Regions from separate parts of the Mus musculus genome. Here region 1 is linked to region 2. Evidence: chromatin loops called from intact Hi-C (ENCODE). Cell type or tissue: left cerebral cortex. All regions are shown on one strand.

Region 1 (5,000 bases), 130 kb after region 2:
TCCTCCCCAGAGACAGGGGCAGGTGGAGGAGTGTTTAAGACCAGCCTGTTCTATTATACACAGCTCCAAGCCAGCCAGAGCTAATATAAATGAGACTAGACTCTGTCTCAAAACTAATCAACTACCCAGCATTCAGGAGGCAGAGGCAGGTGGATCTCTGTGAATTCGAGGCCAGCCTGGTCTATAGAGCTAGTTCCAGGACAGCCAAGGCTACACAAAAGCCAAAACCAAACCAAACCAAACCACCAACATAAACGCTAACCAACCAAACAAAAAAGAAGCACACATATTATTTTAAAAGTCGCCAAAAGGAACACTTAAAAACTGCTAAAGCGTCTCCACCCTACCTCTTCTGGATGTTTCCCTGTTAAGGCTCTCTTTAAACACGTCTTCTCTGCCAACAGCATTCATTACTATTGCCATTCCCTTATGTACTTCCCTTCTAGAACCTTCTGTGAAATGTACTCGGGTCTAGTTCTTCAGGAGTTTCCCTCCACAAACTCCGTTTTTCCCCCCTCTTCCCTGCCACACTTCTGCCCGCCTTTCCTCTCATCCTTTAGCCCGCATCCGTATACAACCTTCAAGATACGATTACAGCCAGAACTCCCCCTCGTAGATCCTTTGCCCTCTTCCTCACAGCTGCCCCCGGGAATGCACAAACTGCACCCTTCCCAAGAGTCCTGTTTGAAAACGTCTGGGACCCTTTGGTTCCGCCCCAGGTACTTTCCTAATCAGTAAACACCCGTCTCCACCAGCAGCTTCCTGCCTTTCATATGAGTATTCCGGGGTACCCTTTCTGTTCCTCAGGGCTGTCTCACCTTTTCTCCGAGAAAAAAGATCCGTACTTCCAAGCGCCGAGGACGGAGAAGCCCCAAGAGAGGTGCTGGATCCTCTGGCTGCACGGGCAGCGGCCGCGCAGCCGCAATTACAATCTATCTAAAATTCCCGCGCTCTCCGTCGCCAAGGAAACCGGCCGCTTGGCGCCTAGCGCTAGCCTTTCGGAACACAAGATCCAGACACGTCAGCGGAAGGGAAGGGAGGAGCGAGTTGGGGGGGGGGGGTGCTGAAACTGTTTCTGGGTTTGCGATTGGCTACCTAGTCTTTTTTTTTCCTGTATGTCGTCACTAGAAAGAGACGGAAGAGAAAGAATTTCGAGGTTTCTCTTAGGCAGCCCCTTCGCATCTACGCCTGCTTATTACGTCACAGTAGTTCTGTACAAAGGGTGGGAATCGCTCCCTGAGGCCGGAATATGAGCGCAAGGTAGTGCCCAAAGCAGTTGCAAAACGAGGTCTCATCCCTCCCTCAGCCTTCCTGCCATGGAAGTCTCCAGTTTCGGTAAATAAGAGACTTGTGTAAGAAGAACTACCAATTCCAGCATGCATTGCGGAACGAAAGGCCTTCTCCACAGCATCTCTTGGAAAGTGTAGTCTTACGGGAAAAGAGCTTCTCACACCGGAAGCAGGCACGAGTACCACAGGAACCCAGTCGGTACAGCGGAGACCTCCTCGCAGTTATGCGTCTTAGCTGCTATGAATCGCAGCGTTCTGTGTTCGTGTTTTGTGCACAGAAAATAGACTAAAAGGAGCTGTGGGTTCCAGGAAGACTACAATTCCCGTCCAGCCCCGCGATTCTCGGGTAACTAGTCCGCCAATGTCAGTGACCTGGGAAAAGCAGAGGGTGGCCAATCGGCTTGGGAAAGGGAAATCCAACCAGCTGACTTCTGCGCGCTAGTTCCGCCCCTCGGCCTGGGTGTTTGTTATTGTTATGCGGTTCAGAGAGCTTCTGTCCCTCCCTTGCCAACGCAGCACTGACCAATCGGTAGAGAGGTTATTTTGAGGGGCAGATAGAAAGAGCCAATCATCTTGTGGAAAACTCCGGGAAACATGGGACTAGGCCCGGTCTCTGTCCGCCATGTTAGATTCACCCCGCAGGGATAGCAGGCGAGCTGGCCGCGAACGGTCCTTGCACTGGCCACTGGCAAGCGCCCCCCGTGGGCGGAAAGCTGGTAAGGAAGCTACCACTGTTACCTAGAAGTAGGGGCACGCCGTTCTTAGAGTGCTCGGGGAAGTTCAAGGGGAAAATCTTGCAAAGAGGAGTGACTTTCCGTGTTCAGGGGCAGCCAGTCTTTTCAGTGACCAGATGAGGGAGTCGCTTGGGTTGTCATCGATAGTGGGGGGTGGATACTGCCTGAGGGAGACAGTTCATGGCTTAGAAGGGCCAGTTTCTGCTAAGAAAAGGTCTCGATCCCCCCCAGAACATAAAGAGGGCTTCGATGGTGGTGACACTCACTGTCCTGGGGACATGGAGTTCCGGGAAACCATTACTGGAAGACTGGGATTAAGTCTGCGACAAGAAAGGACATACATCTTCCTCATTCTGTCCCTTTCCTATTTTTAAGGCTCTATTGAAGGAAGATATCTTGAGCTAGGACCTTCCAAATTAGAAAGGCATCGTTTTTCCCGTTATGTCAAACACCCACCTTTCAGATGACACATTTTAAAACTCAGGTTGCTTGTGCCAGCTTCTGGTATAGAAAATGAAGTTCAGATTCCCAAATTGGCTTTATTAAAATTATTTGTCGGGGTTGAAAAATAATCACGTGAGGAAAAGCTGACTTAGCCACATGAACGTGAGTCAATAGGTATGAGTTTACAGTGCCATTTAGGAAAGTGCAGGCTTAGGCCCAGCTACCTGACTGCTGGAGGTAAACCTTCAGGTATAGATGTGGTTAACTGTACTTTTGATATTTTCACAAGTTCAAGATGATTGCTCTGGCTGAAAGAATTTTCACACGTAAGCCCTTTATGAAGACCTGTATATTGGCCAGCTAAACTAGAACCGCCTACTTCCTGTTTTCTCCCATGGGCAGAACAGCTGGTTGCTCCAAAGTATGGAAACTAATTCCCACTTGTGTAATTTCAGAACGGGGAAGAATAGTTTCCTTCCAGACAGAAAAGAGTGGAAGAGTATTTCTTGAAGTTGGAAAGTGTGTTTCACAATTTTTACATTTTGGTCACTTTGTTTTTCTGGTTTAAAGAAAAAACAAACAAACCAACCAACTTGAACGTGCTGGGGAGTTGCTGGGGAGTTGATGAGCCAGCGTCTGCCTAAATTTTACAGCTCCTAAGAAGGAAGAATTGCATTTCAGGTAAATGCATGCTGGTTGTCAGCAGGGTGGGTGCTAGAGATTAGCATTAGCTTGGCATCGAAGTCAATTCTAGATAAAGACAAGTGATGGGAAAAAATGAATAATTGAGTATATAAAATAGTCAGAATTAAGAATACAAGGTTCTTTTGTTTCAATTATTTATTTTGAAACCGTTGGTGTTTTTGTATGTCTGTAGGAGGGTGTTAGATTCCCCTGGAATTGGAATTACAGACAGTTGGAAGCTGCTGCACGGGTGCTGGGAATTGAACTGGGTTCTTTGGGGGGGTCGGGGGGGGGGGGAGGCTGAGCCATCTCTCCAGCCCTACAGGCTCTTAAAATGACAGTTGTATCCATAGTACAACACTCTGAAGGCAGAAGCAGGCAAATCTATAGCAATTGCCAGGCCAGCATGGGCTGCGGAGTGAGAGTATGTCTCCTTCAAAAATTAGTAAATAATAAACTAGAAGCTATCTTAGTGAAATAAAGAATTGTTTCTGTTGATAAGAATTTATACACTTTGTGGTGCTAGAAATGAACCCCACAGCTATGCACATAATTGACTGGTTCGGCCTTATTCCCAATCTCCTAGGCCATAATTTTATTAAATTCCTTTGGTAACACTGTTAAGGTCATCAAAATAGTATTGTTTTTATAGATTAAACAGTTGAAGCTCAGAGATAGTGTTTCTCACAGCTCTATGACTAGTCTGTGGTGGAACTGTGTCTGGAACCCTGAGTCTTCCCGCCCCATGGCCTCCCTTCCTGTGACATTGGAAAAGTCTAGGACTTAATCTTGTTTGCCTCTTGTGTGTGGAGCAGAATCTGGCCCTTTCTAGATGCAGATTTAAAAATGTGCTGAATATTTTAAGAGGTGACCTTTTTTTTTTTAATGCCAGTGAGTTTACTTGTAGCGTTAAACAACTTAAACTACCTTTTCCCCTAAAGTCACAGATCATCAGTAAGCAAAGTCCTTCATTAAAGTCAAACCGACTTTAATAATAGATAAGTGATTAAAGAATTACCAGCTTCTTAGGTGTGATAATGGTGGGTTTTACATTTTTTTTCTCATAAATATTTACGAATGAAAGGATGAATATTTTGTCAAGAGAGACATTGTCATGAGACAAGGGTGTAGCTCAGTGGTAGAGTGATTCCCTATCGTCTAGACATCTGTATTCCATTTGCAGCCCCCCACACACAACTGAAAGGAAGGAATACTGGATAACTAAATTAGCTCCCAGTTGGATATTGTGGAAGCTAGCTGATAGGTCCAAAAGGACTCAGCAAGTTCCTTTCTTTACTTTTATATACCTTTAAAATTCCCCATAAGTGATTGTAAGAGGTTCTGGTAGATTGTTGTTGTTGTTGCTGCTTTGTTTTGGTGTTGGTTTGTTTGCTTGCTTATTTTCTGGAGACTTAGTGTTCATTCTGTAACCCAGGCTATTCTTGACCTCCTTACCTAAAATTGGAAATTCCGTCTATTTGTACTCCCCAAGGCAGAGCCCTTGTCTGTGTTAATCCACCTTGCTGGATTACGCTACAGATGCTCAACTATCCAAGCACTGAAATAGGCAGTGAAAAATCTTAGAGACCTAAAACATGTGAAGGGGGTTTTTGTTGATGTGGATAAAATTTAAACTCGTTCAACAGCCGTTTACCCTCCCCACAGCCCACCTCTTTAATCCTAAAGATAGGATCTCATTGTTTCCTAGGCTGACCTAGAACTCTTGGACTTCCATTACCATCCTGCATCAACTTCTGAGTAACTGGGACTACAGGTGTGTGCCCAACTTGGCTTTTCTCTCTAACATAGAAGTTCTATATAAGTGGTAGCTATAACATAAGTGCAGATC
Region 2 (5,000 bases):
CAAATGTCAATAGCCAGTCAATATAATTTTTAAGAATTATTTATTTTATCTTATGTGTATGAATGTTTTGCCTGAATGTATCTGTGTGTACCATGTGCCCATGAAGACAGAAGAAGGTGTTAGCTCTCTTCGAACTCAAGTTACAGATGGTTGTGGGCCACCACAGTGGGAACTGCCCATTGAACTTAGGTTCTACAAGAGCAACCAGTGCTCTTAACAGTCATATGTCCAGAATAATTTTTAACTGTGAAAAAAAACCCTACTAAATAAATGTAAAATCAAGATTCAGTTAGCAGATGGCCAACTTTCAGCTTTTAGAGGAGTAGCTGCTATCAAAGGGTCTTAAGTGTGAGAAAGACAAAGTCAAGGTTATGTTTAACAGAGCCCACTGAAAGCGATGGAAAGAGTGGCTAAGAAATGAGACAGAAGGGCTGGAGAGATGGCTCAGCGGTTAAGAGCACTGGCTGCTCTTTTGAAGGTCCTGAGTTCAATTCCCCGTAACCACATGGTGGTTCACAACCATCTGTAATGAGATCAGATGCCCTCTTCTGGTGTTTATGAAGACAGCTACAGTGTACTCATATAAATAAAATAAATCTTTAAAACAAACAAACAAAAAAGAAATGAGACAGAAAATAGGCAACGATAATAATACCTGTAATGTCATACACATGCTTGCAATATCAATGTTCAGGAGGCTGAGGCAGAGGGATGGCAAGTTCAAGGCCAGCCTGAGCAACAACAAAAGAGCTTGACTCAAAAACAAAAGCGAACAGACAAAAACCTACTTCCCCCAACAAACCCTGGTGGTTGCTGTCTAGACTAGGAGGAAATATATAGATTTCAGAATAAATAGAATATCAAATACACACGACCCAGAGGACTCCCTAAAATAGTGACTGGAAAGAAGCCAAACACAGCTCCAGATATAACTCTGATGCTTGGGTGCACAGAGAGAATGCTCAGATGAAGGGAGAGCACAGGAGTAGACCACTCCTGCACACACACTCACCTTTATATCCTCCTTTGTGAGCCTAGGCCAGGCCACCTTCTCCTTCCATTTCCTCACAAAGCAAGTAATGGAGCGACCAGAACGCTTATCCTGGGAGTCCTGTCAGACAGATAGCCTTATTTTTAGGATAAACTTCCAGTCTCCTTGCTTGGCCAGCCTTTCTTGTTCAGATATGACTATCCTTACCCTGCCCTCACCTTGGAGTTCACCTTGGCATAGAATTCAATCTCGTTATACAGCTCCACTCCATCACCATTCCTGCAGCTAAAGTTACAGTAAAGAGACATAGGAAGTGACAGGATAAGTTCTTGAGACACCAGGAGGATAGGAACGGTTCTTGAGACCCCAGGCCAGTCCACAGGGGAAGACTACTACCTGAACACGACGCGGTGGTCCTCAATGAGCACACTGACGTCGGTGCTGTCCTCAACGCAAAACTCCATGAAAACATATTTGGGTCTGTCGTACCACAGAGTCCGGGCAGGCTGCCTGAAGAGGTTGGAGGTGGGGCTTGGTAGGGGTGGGCAAGACTGAAGGCAATATGGAAAGGTGGAGGGAGGAGACAGTAGAGTCGTACGTGGTGCCACTGAACCAGACAGAGGGGAGTAGTGGGAGTGGGCAGAGGTGGCGAGAATAAACCCAGAGAGCCAAGGGAAGTAAGGAGTTAGAAAATACGTTCAGATCTCACCACCCCCTCTCACCCACAGTCACAGAGACGTGGAGTCTGGGGTGCTGGTGGGCAGACTCAGCGGCTTCTACAAATGTGGGAGAGGAAATCTGCAGGAAAACGGACAGGGGAATATGTAGGACCTGTATGATGGCGGCCTGAAACTCACCGTTCCATGGTGACTCCAGCTGCCCCGTGGCTTTTGGAGTCCCAAGAAAAGGCCTCTATCTTTAGATTCTAGGAGGCTCCTAGCAGCTGCCTCTCCTTATATGGTAGGAGGAAGGGTTGCGAGGGAGGGAAAGAAAGTTGGCTTGACAGCAAGAGTGATTTGGACTCCAGAAGGACACCGGGAGCGTTTTCTACATCTCGGGGTCTCCAGAAATAAACATATCAGAAATACAATATCTACTCTCTATCCAGGGAAAGGGCTACTCTAGCCCCTATATGCAGGAAGTTACTTGTTCTCGGTTTCATTCACTTGTTCCTCCAACTCAAAGTGTCTAATTCACAAAATGCATTAAAGTCCCGAGGGGGCGGGCCCTCCCGAGATTGGAGGAGTGCAAGACCCGCCCACCACTCGTCCAGGCTTCCCTGCCAGAGCCCGTTGCCATGGCAGCAAGGGGGCGCCACTGACGTGCGGGCGGCGTTTCCGGGAAGATGGCGACGGTGGAAGTGGCTACGGAGCTAGGAACTGTGGTGACCGCTGTCGGGCCTAAGGCGAAGGACGAGGAAGAAGAAGAAGAGGAGGAGGAGTCGCTGCCACCATGCGAGACTGTGCGCTGGGCTCCCGTGGGGGCAGTGGCCGAGGCCGGTCCTGGGGCGGCGACGTTCTCGGAGGCGGCGGCAGCCGAAGAGCCTGGAGCGGCTCCGGGCTCTCCATCCGACGCGACTGTCCGCACGCTGAGGCGGCTGGAAGCCGAGCGGCGGCAGCTGGATTCGGCCCTGCTCGCGCTGTCCTCGCACTTCGCGCAGGTGCAGTTCCGTCTGCGCCAGGTAGTGCGCGGGGCGCCGGCGGAGCAGCAGCGTCTCCTGCGCGAGCTCGAAGACTTTGCCTTCCGCGGCTGTCCTCACGTCCTGGGTTACGAGGGGCTGGCAGACCCTTGTGGCGGTGACGAAAGCGATGTGCTGCCGGGGGACCGGCCACGGGTGCGGGGTGAGGACCAGGTGAGTGTCTGCCGCTAGTTCCGGATGCGGATGAAGATGATGCAGGCGGGGAGTTTGTGGGTGGTGATGCTGACACGGACCGAGGTAGAAAGGGTGAGGAGCGACCGAGCTGGAAGTACTATAGGCACGTGTATGCAAGATAGAGAGAAGAGTCAGGAAGATGCAGAAAGACATATGGCGAGCCTTAAAGAGTATTGAAAAGGCAGTTGGTAATGGAAGCCGTGCTGCCTCTGTCGACTTTGAGGTACTTGAGTGTGTATTTGTGTCACTCTCTCTACCCTGAAGTATATACCCTGAGCACTTATTGATAGAATGAACATTGGGAACGGGAGAAGTGTTAAGTGAAAGGGAAGTGAATTGGAATCCATGGAAATTGAAATTAATGCCCCGTGCTTTTTTTGGCATATAGATAGGCTGTGATCTTTATGCTGTCTTATCTCAGTGACGGCTTTGGTGAACAGACACCATCCCTTGGCAGTGGAAAGAAACACACCTGACTATAAGGATGTCCTGACAGTGTTTTCAGACTGCTCTGCCATCCTGGTTAATAACGGGGTTCTCTGAACGGGGCCTTCTGACTGACCAGTGCGTTCTTCAGTACACCGAAGAAGCAAGGAAATTCTGTAAACCACAACGCGGGAAGATTCCTTACAAACTTTGAACGTCTGGAAGCTGGAAGTTTTGAGACAGGCCGCCTTTTCCGCTTCCTGTTGTGCAGATTGCAGTCCACATGTGGCTTTCTTCCCACTCAAAATGGTTTAGCCAAGAAAACTTATTGGTAGGAGATAGTGACTTATGCTGATCTGAAGTGTTTCCAGTTCCTTCCTTCTCATACCCATATACCCTTGCACAAGGAGCAGTCAACCACAAGTCAACAGACTTAAAAAGTGGCCAGGCCCTGTCCAGTATTGAATGCCATGGAAGGTCCTGGGCAGAGATGGTACTGTCTCTATTTTTTATTGTCACTTTCAGAAAAAATTGTCAAGGTAATGACATAAAAAAATTGTCCTCGCTCTGCCAATTAAGCAGCTGTATTGTTAAGTACATTCTTTGGGCAAAATGATATATTTTTTCTGCTTTGGGGGGGGCAAAGGGAACAGTCTTGGGGGTGGCACCCAGGAAGTTGCATGTTGTAGACAAGCACTCTGTCACCAATTAAGCTATGTCCTCAGCTCTTGAAAATTATTATTATTGATTTTTTTTAAAAGACAGGCTCTCTGACCCAGAACTTGCTATAGAATCATCTTGAAGTTTTTTTGGGTTTTAGTGTGTGTGTGTGTGTGTGTGTGTGTGTGTGTAGGAGCACAGTGCTGGTGTCACAGCCTACTTGTGGAGGTCAGAGGACAGCTTTTAGGAGTTAGTTCTCTCCTTAGAATGTGAGTTCGAGACATCAAGCACAAGCCATCAGGCTTGGTGTTCCTAACCTTGAATTTCTCCTCATCCCACCTCCATCTTCTGGATACTGAGATTATAGGCAGGTGGACCAACCGGAGTTAGTCAGTGCTTGGGTTTGAACCCAGAACCTAGTACACTCGAGGCAGGCACACTACCAAGTTAGCTATCTCACCAGTCTCTCCCAATTACCTTCAACTTTATCTCAATGTGTACTGGACATTAAACATATTATTTCCTGCCTTGCCCCAGAACTTATTTGGTCTTGCTGATAAACTTGTTTGATTAATTCCAGCAAATATGCTGTAACGATGACAGCGAGTGACAGACTTGGCAGGTGTAGTCATGGAAACAAATCAGGATTTATAGCTGGTTTCTTTCTTCATTGGCTTCACAAAGGAATGACAAAGATAGACTATGTTTTTGTTTCTTTCTCTTTTGGGTAGTTAGACAATTTCCTCCAGTTCATTATTTGGAGTTTGTTGTTCTATACCTAATTTAGTTCAAAAAACATAAAAGAAATATGTAATGAGGTCTGGAGAGATGGTTCAGTGGATCAGAGCAGGCTGCTCTTGCAGAGGACCCAGGGTTGATTCCCAGTATCTACACAGCAGCTCACAACTGTCTATACATGCTGTTCAAATGATTGGGGACCCTCTTCTAGGCTCTGTGGGCACCAGACACTCCTGTAGTGCACAGACATACGTGTGGGCAAGTCATCCAGGAACATAAAATAAAAATGTAAAGATTTTTTTTTTAAGGAAA

The links. A loop is a pair of places that touch in the nucleus more often than their neighbours do. Peaks named below come from ENCODE experiments on the same cell type or tissue, not always from the same donor. Only the 100,000 strongest peaks of a DNase experiment are listed, where the experiment ranks them.
Region 1: it touches region 2 in a loop (5-fold over the local background); 1 of 42 quality-filtered maps calls a loop at or near these places.

What each region holds. Positions count from the first base shown.
Region 1 is chr11:101,550,951-101,555,950 of GRCm38, forward strand. Brca1 (breast cancer 1, early onset) reads right to left here and starts at 1,005. Exons shown (of 23, transcript NM_009764.3): 1 at 819-1,005. Nbr1 (NBR1, autophagy cargo receptor) reads left to right here and starts at 1,704. Exons shown (of 24, transcript NM_008676.3): 1 at 1,704-2,005; 2 at 3,038-3,148; 3 at 4,860-4,925. In left cerebral cortex, CTCF peaks have their summits at 951 and 1,993; DNase peaks (open chromatin) are centred at 1,114, 1,349 and 1,747; H3K4me3 peaks cover 2,632 bases; H3K27ac peaks cover 1,620 bases.
Region 2 is chr11:101,422,768-101,427,767 of GRCm38, forward strand. It overlaps Ptges3l (prostaglandin E synthase 3 like), which reads right to left and starts at 2,561. Exons shown (of 7, transcript NM_001357574.1): 1 at 1,849-2,561; 2 at 1,388-1,501; 3 at 1,210-1,276; 4 at 1,013-1,111. The coding sequence starts at 1,856. Rundc1 (RUN domain containing 1) reads left to right here and starts at 2,318. Exons shown (of 5, transcript NM_172566.4): 1 at 2,318-2,843. The coding sequence starts at 2,337. In left cerebral cortex, a CTCF peak has its summit at 2,318; DNase peaks (open chromatin) are centred at 1,590, 1,993, 2,274 and 2,784; H3K4me3 peaks cover 2,758 bases; H3K27ac peaks cover 1,856 bases.